Linked DNA regions of Homo sapiens: region 2 is linked to region 1. Evidence: chromatin loops called from intact Hi-C (ENCODE). Cell type or tissue: heart left ventricle. All regions are shown on one strand. Each heading gives the region's core, and the rest is flanking DNA. Links, peaks and the distances in the headings are about the cores only. Region 1 overlaps STX1B (syntaxin 1B). Region 2 overlaps ZNF668 (zinc finger protein 668).

Region 1 (7,172 bases), core at 1,355-5,354:
GGCAGAGGTTGCAGTGAGCTGAGATCACGCCACTGCACTCCAGCCTGGGCAACAAGAGTGAAATTCCATCTCAAAAAAAAAAAAAGAGTCAGGGCTGGGCACAGTAGGTAGCTCATGCCTGTAATCCCAGAACTTTGGGAGGCTGAAGCGGGCAGATCACGAGGTCAGCAGACCAAGACTATCCTGGCTAATGCGGTGAAACTCCGTCTCTACTAAAAATACAAAAAATTAGCCGGGTGTGGTGGTGGGCGCCTGTAGTTTCAGCAACTTGGGAGTCTGAGGCAGGAGAATGGCGTGAACCCGGGAGGCGGAGCTTGCAGTGAGCCGAGATTGCGCCACTGCACTCCAGCCTGAGCCACAGAGCGAGACTCCGTCTCAAAAAAAAAAAAAAGAGTCAGTAGGGAGAGGCCTGTAACCCCAGTACTCTGGGAGGCCAAGGCAGGAGGATCACTTGAGCCCAGGAATTTGAGGCCAGCCTGGGCAACATAGTGAGACTTTGTTTCTATCAAAAAAAAAAAAAAAAAAGGAAATTAGCTGGGCATGGTGGCGCCTGTGGTCCCAGCTACTCAGGAAACTGAGGCAGAAGGATTGCCTGACCCCAGGAGGTCGAGGCTGCAGTGAGCTATGATTGCTTCACTTCACTCCAACATGGGCCACAGAGTGAGACCATGCTGAAAAAAAAAAAAAAAGAAAGCCAGTGGGGAAGAGACCGTGACCCACAGTCAGATATGCCTCCTCTCCACAAACACCCAGCCTCAGCCAGGTGACTCACTTCCCAAATTACTCACTGTTCTTACCACATTGAGCCACTCCTCTGCTCTACAGCCTGCCATGGCTCCCCACTACCCAAGGCTCCACACCTTCCCTTCAGCAGTCAAGGCCCAGACTCCCTCTCCCCTCATCTCCTGCTCATCCTATGACCATTCTATAAGCCGAAATCATACAATGGCTGTTTGGACAGTGTTCAGTCTCCCCGTCTTTTTTTTTTTTTTTTTTTTGGTTTTTGTTCTTTGTTGAGACAAGTTCTTGCTCTGTCACCTAGGCTGGAGTGCAGTGGTGCTATCATAGCTCACTGCGGCCTTGACCTCCTGTACTCAGGCAATCCTTCCACCTTAGCCTCCCGAGTAGCTGGGACCACAGGCACACGCCACCATGCCTGGCTAATTAAAGCAGGTTTCACCATAGAACTGATTTGCCTACATTAAAAGAAATTGTTTTTTAAATCAAAAAAACATTTTTTTTGTAGAGATGGGGGTCTCACTTTGTTGCCCGGGCTGGTCTACGAACTCCTGGGCTCAAGCCCTCCATCCTCCTTGGCCTCCCAAAATGCTGGGATTACAGATGTGAGCCACCACACCGGGCTGCTCAATGCGTTTTCAACAAAGATCAGTTCTCCAAATAACAATGAGCTGAAAACTTTTAAGACAGTCATAGCGCATCCTTTAAACCTGGTCTAGAACCCTTAACCAGAGTCATTTTGCCACCAGAAACAGAAACGGAGACAGGAGTGGGCAGGCCGGGGCAAAAGTCCACTGAGAGAAACAAGAACTAGGTTCGGGGAAAGCCCATCCTTTCTTTCTTTTTTTTTTTTTTAAGAGACAGAGTGTCAGTCTGTTGCCCAGGCCGGAGTGCAGTGGCAAGATCTCGGCTCACTGCAACCTCCGCCTCCCAGGTTCAAGTGATCCTCCTGCCTCAGCCCCCTAGTAGCTGGGATTACAGGCACGTGCCACCATGCCCGGCTAATTTTTGTATTTTTAATAGAGACAGAGTTTTGCCATGTTGGCCAGGCTGGTCTCGAACTCCTGACCTCAGGTGATCTACCTGCCTTGGCCTCCCAAAGTGCTGGGATTACAGGCATGAGCCACTGGGCCCGGCCAGCCCATCCTTTCATATGTAAAAGGACAAGGGCAGCACAGGGGACAAAACCTAAGCAAAACTAAAACTTGTTTTAAAAAAAATATTCAAAATGTAGGCAAATTAGGCTGGATTCGGTGGTTCACGTCTGTAATCCCAGCACTTTGGGAGGCTGAGGCAGGCAGATTATTCGAGCCCAGAAGTTTGAGACCAGCCTGGGCAACAGAGGAAGACCCCCCATCTCTACAAAAAAAGGTTTTTTTAGGCCGAGTGGTGGGCGCCTGTAATCCCAGCTACTCGGGAGGCTGGGGCAGGAGAATCGCTTGAACACAGGAGGCGGAGGTTGCAGTGAGCTGAAATCTCGCCACTGTACTCCAGCATGGGTGACAAGAGCAAAACTCCGTCTTGAAGAAAAAAAAAAGAAAAAAAGTTTTTTTTAATTAAAAAAAATTTCTTTTAATGTAGGCAAATCAGTTCTCTGGTGAAACGACTTGCTTCAGTAGCAGAGTATGTCGTGTATCCTAGGGCTCGAGAGTTCTGACTCTGAAACTAGACAGGATTCAAGTCCTGGCCCTCTCCCTCGCTCTGAGATCTTGCCAAGTGATTTCATCTCTCTGGGCCAGTTTTCCTCATCTGTGAAATGGGGTTTCCTCGAAGGGGATGTGTGAGTATTAAATGAGTTGGTGGGTGAATGTGAAGATGGAAAGTGCTTAGAACAGTGCCTGGCACACGAACGACTCCGTCATCTGATGGGGGTGCCTTCCTGCTCCGCTCCCATGGAATTCCCCAGTTCCCGGCTCAGGCTTCCCGCTGCTCATTTTTCCAGGGTGGACTTAGGACCTTAGTTCAACCTGAACTTAGGGAGGGGAGGCAAAAATTTTCCAAAAGCAGAGCCCGCCCCACCCGCGGCTCACGTCATCTGTGAAGATGGCCAGCTTCCCGCTCTCCAGCATGTCTTCCAGTTCTTCGTTGGTGGTGGTCCTTCCAGCTGCGGGAAGAAAGGACTCCCTGCTCGGGGGCTGGGACAGCCTGGGGGCCTGAGGTGGGGTGATGGGGCGGGGACCTGGGGCCCACCCTCCCACGCCGCCTTAAGCCAGGGGCCCCCTCCAGAGAGGAAATGCCTGGAAGGGGGCTTGGGCAGCCTCAAGGAGTTCGGGGTCCTGGGGTGGGGGGCACACGCACTGATCTCCAGTTGCCGCTGGATCCGGTCCTTGCAGCGGTCCCGGTACTTGGACTGGGTCGCGTTATATTCGGTCATTACCTCCACGAACTTCCGGGACAGTGTGGAGTGCTACGGTGGGGGTGGGGGGACAGACGGATCAGGGAGGTAGTCAGGGATCAGGGAGGGAGTCAGGGAGCAGAGACCGAGGCAGGTGAGGAGGCAGTGCATGGGCGGAATAAGGAGGAAGCGCTGAATTAGTTTACGGTCCCTTCTTCAGCTCTGGCCGCGATCCCAAACCCTGACAAGTTCATGGTTCCCTACCCGCCCGGCACCCCCATCTTAGGCCAACACCAGCTAGAGACACTGCTACTGCGCTGAGATGCGGCTCGACCCCGCCCTCCCCGAGAGCCCCGCCCAGGGCCCCGCCCGCTCTAGCCTCGCCCCCAGAGCCCCGCCCCAGCCCTCCCTGACCACGCCCCCGCCGGTGCTTGGCCCTGGCCCGCCGGCCTCCAGCCTGGGCTCCTCCCGAGCTGGGTCCCGACCCGACCCCCAATGGGCTGCCGCCTCCTACCTGGGTCTTGCGGATGCGCAGGTCCGCGGAGGAACGGTTCAGCCCCTCCTCCTGTTCAATGCTTTGCTCGATCGCTGCGGGAGAGAGGGCGCAGCGATGGGCGGGAGACCCGGGGCACATGGGGCGAGGGTCCGGGGCGTACGAATGGTCAACACCCCGCGGCAGCGCCAGGCCCGGGGAGAAACGTCATCCCCAGGGCGAGTTGCGGGCAGCGGTGCCCCAGGGTGGTGTTAGGAGCCAGCAGATAAACAGACGAACAGACGTTTGAGGGGGTTCCGAAGGCAGGCAGGAAGGGATACTGAGGGTCAGAGGGTCACCAGACAGAAGGGGGCTATTTGTTCTAGTGGCAGAACTGGGTCTTGGAAAGTCCCATCAGTGGTAATTCCTGTCCAACTCCATGAGGGCGTGCCGGCCCAGCCCGCGTGAAGGGGCCATGTATGTGGGGTGCTCCCTACTTCCTACAGCCTCTGGACAGGGGGCAAGAACACAGCCTGCCTTTTTTCTGATGGAAGGCAGTCACCTCCAGGTGGATCAGGTTCTAGTGGCCCCTCTTTCCCAGGGGAATTCAAGGGCAAACACATGGATATTCCAAGGGAGAAAGCAGCCCTCTCCCTGCCCTGTAAGGTGATCCCCGATCCGGGAATTCCCACTTCTGAAGGACGTTCTGGAAAAGTGCACAGATTAACTGAGATTCCTGCTTCTGGATCAAGCACTCCTGACACTATCGTTCCGATTTTCTAAAAAAGAGATTGTGGCAAAATCTACCTCGGTGAGATCAGAAAATGCAGCAGGGATGAATCACCGGCCCTCTCAGACCTCACCAGCCTCCAGGCCATTCCTAAGAGCCTCACTCCTCCGTTCTGTTGGCAGTGGGGGAGGTACGGGGCCGGATGGCACCCCAAGGCTCCCCCGATTGAGTGACAGCTCTGGCTCAGCAACACATGGCCCAGGGATATTGGAATCGGCTGGCCCAGATTGGGGCCCGACTGTCAGCCTTGGGGCTGGGGTCAAGTCCGGAGGGAGGGGTCTCTTACAGGATCTCATTGACTTTTTACAACATTCCTGGGAGTTCAGTGATATCAGCTCATGTTTTAGACTAGAAACTCAGTTTCCAGTGGGCAAAACCACTCACTCAAGGTCACACCCAAAGCCTGAGCTCATGCCACCAGCTGGAAGAGGACTAAGAGAATCCTCTCTCCTTTCCTGGAGGTCTGAAAGGTCAGCTTCTCTAAACCACGGCCACTTTTCCAGCTTCTTTCTTGGTCTATTCCTGAACCCCTCACCCACAGAGCCCTCCCCAGGGTCTTACAGAGAGTGTTCAAGGTCAAGGCTTGATGGACCTAGAGAAACCATTGAGCCCAGGGGATTTTAAACTGCCAGCAGGAACCTTGTTTCTGAGAAGGAATTTCAGGGGCTGTTGCAGAGAATGAAGAGAGGTCAGGCAGGTAGGTGCTCCCAGCTCCAGCTCAGCTAGAACAACCTGACTTTTATGTTTTATATATTGGGATTCTTTGTATGACTTTGGAAAAAAAAGTATTTTGATGCCCTCCACCCCCCACCCCCAAAACAAGCTAATTTTGAAATTGCTTTCATTTGTCTTACTGTACTGATAAGGAAGCTGAGAGTAGGGGACTTGTCCAGGGTGAGCTGATGGTGGAGGTTAGACTCTGTCTGCCTGGATTTGCACTTAACATGCTCCCAGATTCAGACAGTTTCCATCCAGCAGACTCTCCTGAGTACAAAGGGCTTGTTTTTACAAATCCACATCTGAGGCTCACATATGGCCTCCCCTCCAGTCCAGAGGGCATGGAGTTACTACCCTTCTCTCTCTGGGCCAAGGTCAGTGTTCTCCAGGCCAGGTAGCTGATATAGCTCCTCTTCCCCAAAGCCTAGCAATGTGCCTCGGACATTGGAGGTGCTCAGCATATGTTTTCTGATACTGACTTACCAGGAGCATGCAAAACAGCATGCCAGTAACACTGCTATTTCCCTGGTATGAGCAGACAAGGAGGTTCCCAACCCACGGTGCTTTGGGGGAAGGTGGTTATTACCAGCACCCAAGTCCTTAAATTAGAGTGAATAAATGAACATTTGGCAAGTCCCTCTTGAAAGCTCGCCAGCCCCTGATGTCAGCCACACAAGTCCAATCTGTCCTGAGCCAAGGATACCGATTCAGAGGCATTTGCTGGGCCCACCCACTGGGTGCTCTGTGCCATGCCGGGGGCCTGCTCAGGAGAGATGAGGACTTAATGAAATCGAAGCCACTCGGAAGATCACCTTTTTCTGGTGAACCTTCATGCTGGTGGAACCAGCAGGGCTCAGATGCAATTTAGACAGTCTCCTTTCCCTCATTTCCTATCATATATCTTTCTCCAAAGAACTGGAGCAAGGGGGAAAGCTGGGGTTTTGTGCTTTCTGACTGTTTAATAATCTGGCTCCTGGAACTTTGTAGAAATTCCTTAGAGAAAGGCCTGTTTTGCTCAATGGATGGCAAAGTTCTTTTTTTTTTTTTTTGAGAAAGAGTCTTGCTCTGTCACCCAGGCTGGAGTGCAGTGGCGCGATCTCGGCTCACTGCAACCTCTGCCTCCCGGGTTCAAGTGATTCCCCTGCCTCAGCCTCCCAAGTGGCTGGGATTACAGGCGCCTGCCACCATGCCCGGATAATTTTTGTATTTTTAGTACAGATGGGGTTTCACCATTTTGGCCAGGATTTGGTTAGGATTTTGAACTCCTAACCTCAGGTGATCCACCCACCTTGGCCTCCCAAAGTTCTGGGATTATAGGCATGAGCTACCACGCCCAGTCCCTTTTTTTTTGTTTGTTTGTTTTTTGTTTTTTTTTTTTTTGTTTGAGACAGGGTCTCTATCTGTAACCCAGGCTGGAGTACAGCAGCATGATCTCGGCTCACTGCAGCCTCGACCCCCTGGGCTCAAGCGATTCTTGTGCCTCAGCCTCCCAAGTAGTTGGAACAGAGGCACGTACTACCATGCCCAGCTAATTTTTTTTTTTTGAAACAGAGTCTCTCTCTGTCACCCAGACTGTAGTGCAGTGGCGCGATCTCAGCTCACTGTAACCTCCACCTCCCGGGTTCAAGCAATTCTCTGCCTCAGCCTCCTGAGTAGCTGGGATTACAGGCGCCCGCCACCACACCCAGCTAATTTTTGTGCTTTTAGTAGAGATGGGGTTTCACCATCTTGGCCAGGCTGGTCTTGAACTCCGGACCTCGTGATTCACCCGCCTCGGCCTCCCAAACTGGCCCAGCTAATTTTTGTATTTTTTGTAGAGACAGAGTTTTGCCATGTTGCCCAGGCTGGTGTTGAACTCCTGGGATTGAGCAATTGGCCCCGCCTCGCCCTCCCAAAGGCCTGAGCCACCATGCTCCACCCACAATTCTTTTCCTTCCTGGTTGAGGGATTGTACTCCTCACCTTTCAATTTGGACCGAACCTTGTTGGCCGTCTTCTTGATGTCTGCAGTGAGATCCTCCAGCTCCTGTTTGGTCTCTGAGGGGAGGGCGAGGGCAAGTGAGATGTCTGGGTGGGAACCCCAGGCCCCTTCTCCTCCCACCCCACAGTCACCGGCAGCCA
Region 2 (7,172 bases), core at 1,084-5,083, 68 kb after region 1:
ACCCCACTGCCTGTCTGGGCTGTACTTTAGGGGCTCCCCAAACGTTCGTGGGGGCCTAGGCTTAATCCCCTAAGAGCCACATGGCTGCACCCCAGAGGAAGAAGCCTTCAGGCTGGCTGGGTGTCTCTATTCCAAAGACCTGTCTCTGCACATTAAAGACCAAGATATGGGCCGGGCGCGGTGGCTCACGCCTGTAATTCCAGCACTTTGGGAGGCCGAGGTCAGGAGATCGAGACCATCCCGGCTAACACGGTGAAACCCCGTCTCTACTAAAACTATAAAAAATTAGCCAGGCGTGGTGGTGGGTGCATGTAGTCCCAGCTACTCGGGAGGCTGAGGCAGGAGAATGGCGTGAACCCGGGAGGCGGAGCTTGCAGTGAGCCGAGATCTTGCCACTGCACTCCAGCCTGGGCGGCAGAGCGAGACTCCGTCTCAAAAAAAAAAAAAAAAAAAGAAAAAGAAAAAAAAAAAAGACCAAGACATGGCCAGGCGCGGTGGCTCACGCCTGTAATCCCAGCACTTTGGGAGGCCGAGGCGGGCGGATCACCTGAGGTCAGGAGTTCAAGACCAGTGTGACCAAAACGGAGAAACCCCGTCTCTACTAAAAATACAAAATTAGCCGGGCATGGTGGCGCATGCCTGTAATCCCAGCTACTCGGAAGGCTGAGGCAGGAGAATCGCTTGAACCCGGGAGGCGGAGGTTGCGGTGAGCCGAGATCGCGCCATTGCACTCTAGCCTGGGCAACAAGATCAAAACTCCGTCTCAAAAAACAAACAAACAAAAACAAAACAAAACAAAACAGAAAACCAAGATACGTGTCCTCCGCCTTTTTTTTCCTGTTCCCCAGGCTGGAATGCAGTGGCCTGACCATAGCTCACTGCAGCCTCGACCTCCCAGGCTCAGGCCATCCTCCCACCTTATCCTCCCAAGTACCCGGGACTAGAAGTGTACATCCCCACGCTCGGGTAATTTTTTTATTTTTATAGAGACGAGGCTTGCTGTGTTGCCCAGGCTGGTCTTGAACTCTTGGGCTCAAGCAATCCTCCTGCCTCAGCCTCCCAAAGTGCTGGAATTATAGGCGTGAGCTATTGTGCCCAGCCTAGAAACATGTCATTAATGTAGAGGCTGAGAAAAAGAAAAAAAAAAATGACCTAGACAAACCAGGCCCCACTCACACCTCCTGGTCTCCACAAAAGACCCTCAGAACTGCCCAACTCCAAACCCCGCCCCCTTTCCAGCTGGCCTACAACGGAGGCCAATCTGACCCAATCCCATTCTCAGAGATCAACCTCAAGGTGGTTGCCACCTCTGCCCAATCAGGGGCACCAATTTCTCCCACATGCCTAGCCCCTCCCCTTGGATCTGCCATGCCCACCTTCCCATTGGCTCACTTTACCCTGAGACTCAAACCCAGGCCCCATTGGCTGCAGCAACGCTGTCGCCCTGCCCCGGAAGGCGCCCTGCCCCGGAAGGCACCCTCACCGCTCATGGTTGCGGAGGTCCTTGAGCTCCGCATAGGCTTTGCCGCAACGCTCACAGCTGTAGGGCCGCAGGCCAGCGTGAGTACGCCGGTGCTTGCGGAACACTGAAGGGTCAGCAAAGCTCTTGCCGCAGTCGGCGCAGGCGTAAGGCCGCTCGCCTGTGTGGCCACGCTGGTGGATCTTGAGCTTGGAGAGCGCGCCATAGGCCTTCGGGCAGTGCGCACAGCGGAAGGGCAGTTCGCCAGCGTGCGAGGCCAGGTGCACGCGCAGGCACACGGGCTGCATGAAGCGGCGGCCGCACTCGGGGCACGGAAAGGGCTTCTCCCCCGTGTGGCTGCGCCCGTGGCTGCGCAGCTCGGGTGCCGTCTTGTAGGCCTTGGGGCATAGCGGACACGCATAGGGCCTAGGCTTGGCCGCGGAGCCTGACACCTTCTCCCCACTGGCTTCCTCTGCCTTAGCTTCTGTCTCTGGCTTTGGCTTCACCTCGGCCACCTCTTCAGAGCAGTCTGCCGGCCCATGTGTGGCAGCGTGGCGCGCTGCCCTGGGCGCGTTTGGAAATGTCTTGGTACAGGACAGGCACTTGTAGCGGCGGCCCGAGCGCTTGTAGCCGGGGGCTGGGGACCGGGCCTCTGCAGCCTCCACTTCCATGGCCTTGGTGAACGGGGTTTCTCTGCAAGAGAAGCAAAGTTAGACCAAAGCCACATACCTTCGCCACTCCTGAAAGCCTCAGAGAGAACCCTATCTCATCTGCATTTCTCACCTCGGAACCCACACATCCTTCCTGCCCAGCATTCCTGGCTCTGACATCCTGCGTTCGTTTCCTCCCTGATCTGCTCATTGAAGAAAGGAGTTGGACCAAGTGTCCGCAGAGCCACTAAGAAAGGAGGCTGAGGGTCACAAAAGATTCACCTACACGTCCCCCCCCGCCCCCAACGGGCTTTTCCAAACACTGTGGCATTCCCAGAGGCCCAGGTTCCATCTGTCTCACCATCTTCCTTCTTCAGCTCAGTGTCCAAGAACTATGCCAGGATAAAGAGTGTACCCAGACGTGGGCCTGGCCTGAAGGTCTCCAAGCGCCCAGAAAAGACAGACCTGGGACCAGAAAAGGGCTGAGCCAATGGGCTAAATCTGGTAGCTGGCACTGTCTGGAAGTGACAGGTCCCCAGCATTTGTGTTTTCTTTCCTCCTCTGGATGGTTAGTCCTCAGAGACAGCAACTGTTCACACAGAATTCTGGCCTTGCACAGCTGTACGGGCCTCCGCCCCAGACTGGAATCTGTCCACTCTCTGCTCTGGAATCTTGTTGGCCTGTTCCCACAACTCTGGTAATGGAGAATCACTCAAGGCAGCCTGAGCCATTGCTAGCAGCTGGAAGCCTCTTTCTGAGTCATAACTGATGTATCTGATCTAACATGGCCTCCTGGGATACCAGCTCTAGCTGAGATCCCTACTTTCTGGTCCAGAACCCAGACGCCCTCCACCCAGCTGCTCCTGGGGATCATGGTTGGGAGGAAACAGGATTAATGGCTGTATTAGTCTTAACACCAGCTCATCCTCCCTGGGGGATGAAGGGAAGAGGATTATGGCAGATCCACTTAAGGAGTGCTCAGCAGCTGCTGCTGGGGGAAGGGGTCTGAGGAGTGGGGGCTGCAGGGAGCCAGGTGTGCCCAGAGGCTAGGGGGCCTACGTTCTACTTGCAGCCCTGTGGATTACTATGAGACCTCAGTGAAATGAGTGTTGTTTATAAGACTATTTCCGCCCGGCTGGGCGTGGTGGCTCACGCCTGTAATCCCAGCACTTTGGGAGGCCGAGGGGGGCGGATCACGAGGTCAGGAGACCGAGACCATCCTGGCTAACACAGTGAAACCCCGTCTCTACTGAAAATACAAAAAAATTAGCCGGGCGTGGTGGCGGGCGCCTGTAGTCCCAGCTACTCGGGAGGCTGAGGCAGGAGAATGGTGTGAACCTGGGAGGCGGAGCTTGCAGTGAGCCAAGATCGTGCCACCGCACTCCAGCCTGGGCGACAGAGCAAGACTCCGTCTCAAAAAAAAAAAAATAAAAAGACTATTTCCTCATCTGGACACGTTAGGGGTTGGTGGCTTCTAAGTTATGACACTGGGGTTCAGGAGGAGGAAACTGAGCTGAGCCACGAGGGTGCTAGGGGAAATACAGAGACTCAGGGCCCCTTATGCCAGGAAAGGGCGGGAGAAGCAGCTTACCTGGTTGACCCAGGGAGGACACAGGAGCCCCTGACGCGTGGCAAGGGCCACATCCTTAAAGTCAGCACCCTTCTGCCTGAAATCCCGGCCTCAGGCCTGCACGCTGCCCTCCCTCCCCAACCCCATGCAGCCGGTCTTCTCCCAAAAGTAATGAATGATGTTTCCTGTTCCCTGCTCAAGAACTTTCCATGGCTTCCACCACACCATGCAAATCCCCAGGTCCTTCCTGCTTGTTCCAAATCTGACAAGTCCTTCACTGGAGCCCCACTTCCACCAGGAGGATCCTCAAGCATCTCCCCTTTGGGTTTGGCCCCAATCCCACAAAACTCCATCTTATTCTCACTTGGTTATTTCACTTTTCCCACTAAATCCTAGGGCTTAGCCAGGTGTGGTGGCATGCGCCTTAAGTCCCAGCTACGTGGGAGGCTGAGGCGGGAGGATCCTGTGAACCCAGGGGTTCGAGGCTGCAGGGAACTATGATCGTACCACTGCGCTCCAGCCTGGGCAACCTGGTGAGACCCCATCTCTACTAAAAATAAAAATTAGCAGATGTGGTGGCATGTGCCTGTAGTACTGCCTACTTGAGAGGCTGGGGTGGGAGGACTGCTTGAGCCCAGGAGTTCAAGGCTGTACCACTGCACTCCAGCCTGGGAGACAGGGCAAGACACTGTCTCAATCAATCAATCAATCAATAATCAATCCTGGGGCTTGAAGATAAGTTAAAGGGACTGAATTCTAACCTTTCTGATGACTTGAATTCTTCCTACAGTTTCCAAGGGATCCCTCCCTATTTCTGGATGAGGTACTCACTACCTCTTCCAGACGGTTTCTGGAGAGTCTGCCTGATAATGTTCCTCCTTAATAAAAATGATAGCTTGGGCCAGGTTCAGTGGCTCACACTAGCACTTTGGGAGACCAAGGCGGGTGGATCGCTTGAGCCCAGGAGTTCAAGACAAGGCGGGTGGATCCCTTGAGCCCAGGAGTTCAAGACCAGCCTGGGCGATATAGCAAAATCCCATTTCTACAAAAAATACAAAAATTAGCCAGGCATGGTGGAGCATGCCTGTACTCCCAGCTACTCCAGAAGGCTGAGGTAGGAGAAATGCTTGAGCCTAAGGAGACTGAGGTTGCAGTAAGCCAAGATGGTGCCACTGCACTCCAGCCTGGCAACAGAGTGAGACCCCATCTCAAAAATAAATAAATAAATAAATGATAAAAAAGATAGTTCACATTTACTGAGCACTCGCCAAATACCAGGCAGTATCCTAAACTCCTTATGTGTATTAGCTCAGTTACCCTTCATGGCAACCCCATGAGGAAAGTTCTATTATTCCATTTTCACAGATAAGGGAACCAAGGTCCAGAGAAATGGTTCAGTATTTTGTTAAGTGCCCAGTCCCTGAAGCCAAACTGTCTGGCTTCAGATTTTGCCTCCATCACTTCCCAGCTGATGTGACCGTGTGTAATGTACTGCATGTCTTAGAACCTCAGTTTTCTAATCTGAAAAATGGAGATAATGACAGTACTTACCTGACAGAGTTGGGTGAGGAATGAATGAGTCAAAAATAATTACTGTCCTCAATTATCAAAGCGTCTTCTTAGAGCCAGACACATTGCTGGGTGTGCTGGTTTATTTAATTTAATGTCTTATACCTTTCTGAGATAGGGATTCTTGTCCCTACTTTACAGAGGAATAAATCGAGGTTCCAAGAGTTAAGTGACTTGCCCATGGTCCCACAATGGGTAACCTAAGCAGCTGGGACTTCAGTCCAGGTGTTTAATTTGCCTTAAGTTGCTGGGGTCTTGCTCAGTGGTCTGGGGCCTCTTACGCTTGTCTGCTGCCTCCGCCAGCCCCACAGTGACCAGAACCCTGAGCTCAGGTCATACCTGTGTCTTCTCTCATCCTTGCAGAACTGCCCTGAGACCCTGGCCGGCACCCTTTATGTCTCTGCTTCCCTCTCAGAGGGCTTGACCCAGTGGTTCTGAGCTCTGGCCCTTCTACTGCCTCTTGCCAGCTCTGGGTCTCAGCCTTCCTATCTGTGAGTTAGACACCAGGTAGCTGGAGGGGAAATCCCTCCTCCCATGGCACTTCCCAGGGGAAAAGGTAGGGGAGTGCCAGGTTGGTCTCAGCATGCGCCCAGCTACACAAAGAGGCCAGGTAGGCTAGGTCTCTGTCTAACATCCCACCATTAAAAAAAAAAAAAAAAAAAATATATATATATATATATATATATATAATTTTTGAGATGGAGTCTTACTCTGTTGCCCAGGCTGGAGTGCAGTGGCGCGATCTTGGTTCACTGCAACCTCCGCCTCCTGAGTAGCTGGGACTACAGGCACCTGCCACCACACCTGGCTAGTTTTTTGTATTTTTAGTAGAGACGGGGTTTCACTGTGTTAGCCAGGATGGTCTCAATCTCCTGACCTCGTGATCCGACCGCCTCGGCCTCCCAAAGTGCTGGGATTACAGGCGAGAGCCACCACGCCCAGACTTTTTTTTTTTTTTTTATTAAAGAGCTTGAGGTAGGCCTCAGGAATCTGTATTTTAAATACACTCTGGATCATTCCAGCCAATACTTTTGTTTGTTTGGTTTTGAAACAAGATCTCACTCTGTCGCTCAGGCTGGAGTGCAGTGGTGCAGTCATGGCTTACTGCAGCCTTGACTTCCCAGACTCAAGCAATCCTCCCACTTCAGCCTCCCAAGTAGCTGGGACTACAGGCATGCACCATCATGCCTGGCTAATTTTTATTTTATTTTTAGTAGAGATGAAGTCTTGCTATGTTGCCTGGGCTGGTCTAGAACTCCTGGGCTCAAGTGATCCTCCCACCGCAGCCTCCCAAAGTGCTGGGATTACAGGCGTGAGCCACCGTGCCTGCCCAACCAATACTTAAGAACCAAACACACATCCTTAGGTCTCCACGAGCTCTCAGGAGAGGAGCATTTTAAGTGTTCACTACACCTCTTTTTCAGATATTGAGATTAAGGTCCCCACAAAGGAAAAACTGTACACAAGGACACACAGCTGGTCAAGGAGCCAGACTCGAACCCAAGTCTCCATTCTCTCCCCCAGGTTGAATCATGAGACTTCCCACTGCTCCCAGGAAAAAGACCAATATCTTTTCCATGGCCAGCATAGCCCCAAACCATCTAAATCCTGCCTACCTGGGCAGATCACTTGAGGCCAGGAGTTTGAGACCAGCCTGGCCAACATGGTGAAACCCCATCTCTACTAAAAATACACACACACACACACACACACACACACACACACACACCTGCCTACCTCACCTCCCACTCCTCTCCCTGGCCCACTGGGCTCTACCCACAGAGGCCTCCTTTCTTCTCCTCAAAGAGCTAAATTCCTTCCCACCTCAGGGCAGTGGCACTAGCAGTTCCCTCTGTCTGAGCCACTCTTCTCCCACGATCTTTGTGTAGCTGTCTTTTTTGGTGTTATTTGGATCTCAGCTCCC

The links. Hi-C counts contacts between places; a loop is a spot of excess contacts. Peaks named below come from ENCODE experiments on the same cell type or tissue, not always from the same donor. Only the 100,000 strongest peaks of a DNase experiment are listed, where the experiment ranks them.
Region 2: it touches region 1 in a loop (2.1-fold over the local background); 41 of 110 quality-filtered maps call a loop at or near these places.

The regions. Positions count from the first base shown.
Region 1 is chr16:30,993,915-31,001,086 of GRCh38, forward strand. It overlaps STX1B (syntaxin 1B), which reads right to left. Exons shown (of 10, transcript NM_052874.5): 4 at 7,014-7,088; 5 at 3,588-3,661; 6 at 3,037-3,145; 7 at 2,769-2,842. Among named protein-coding and RNA genes, the nearest start is that of HSD3B7, 12 kb to the left of the region's middle. RefSeq lists enhancers at 1,461-1,520, 1,531-1,620, 6,573-7,073, 7,074-7,172 and a silencer at 3,461-3,530. In heart left ventricle, for the core only: no CTCF peak of the experiment used is centred there; a DNase peak (open chromatin) is centred at 3,467; H3K4me3 peaks cover 1,896 bases; H3K27ac peaks cover 1,186 bases.
Region 2 is chr16:31,062,330-31,069,501 of GRCh38, forward strand. ZNF668 (zinc finger protein 668) reads right to left here. Exons shown (of 3, transcript NM_024706.5): 2 at 1,484-2,152. The coding sequence starts at 2,130. Among named protein-coding and RNA genes, the nearest start is that of ZNF668, 8.3 kb to the right of the region's middle. RefSeq lists enhancers at 1,321-1,948, 1,949-2,576. In heart left ventricle, for the core only: no CTCF peak of the experiment used is centred there; DNase peaks (open chromatin) are centred at 1,782 and 2,767; H3K27ac peaks cover 1,735 bases.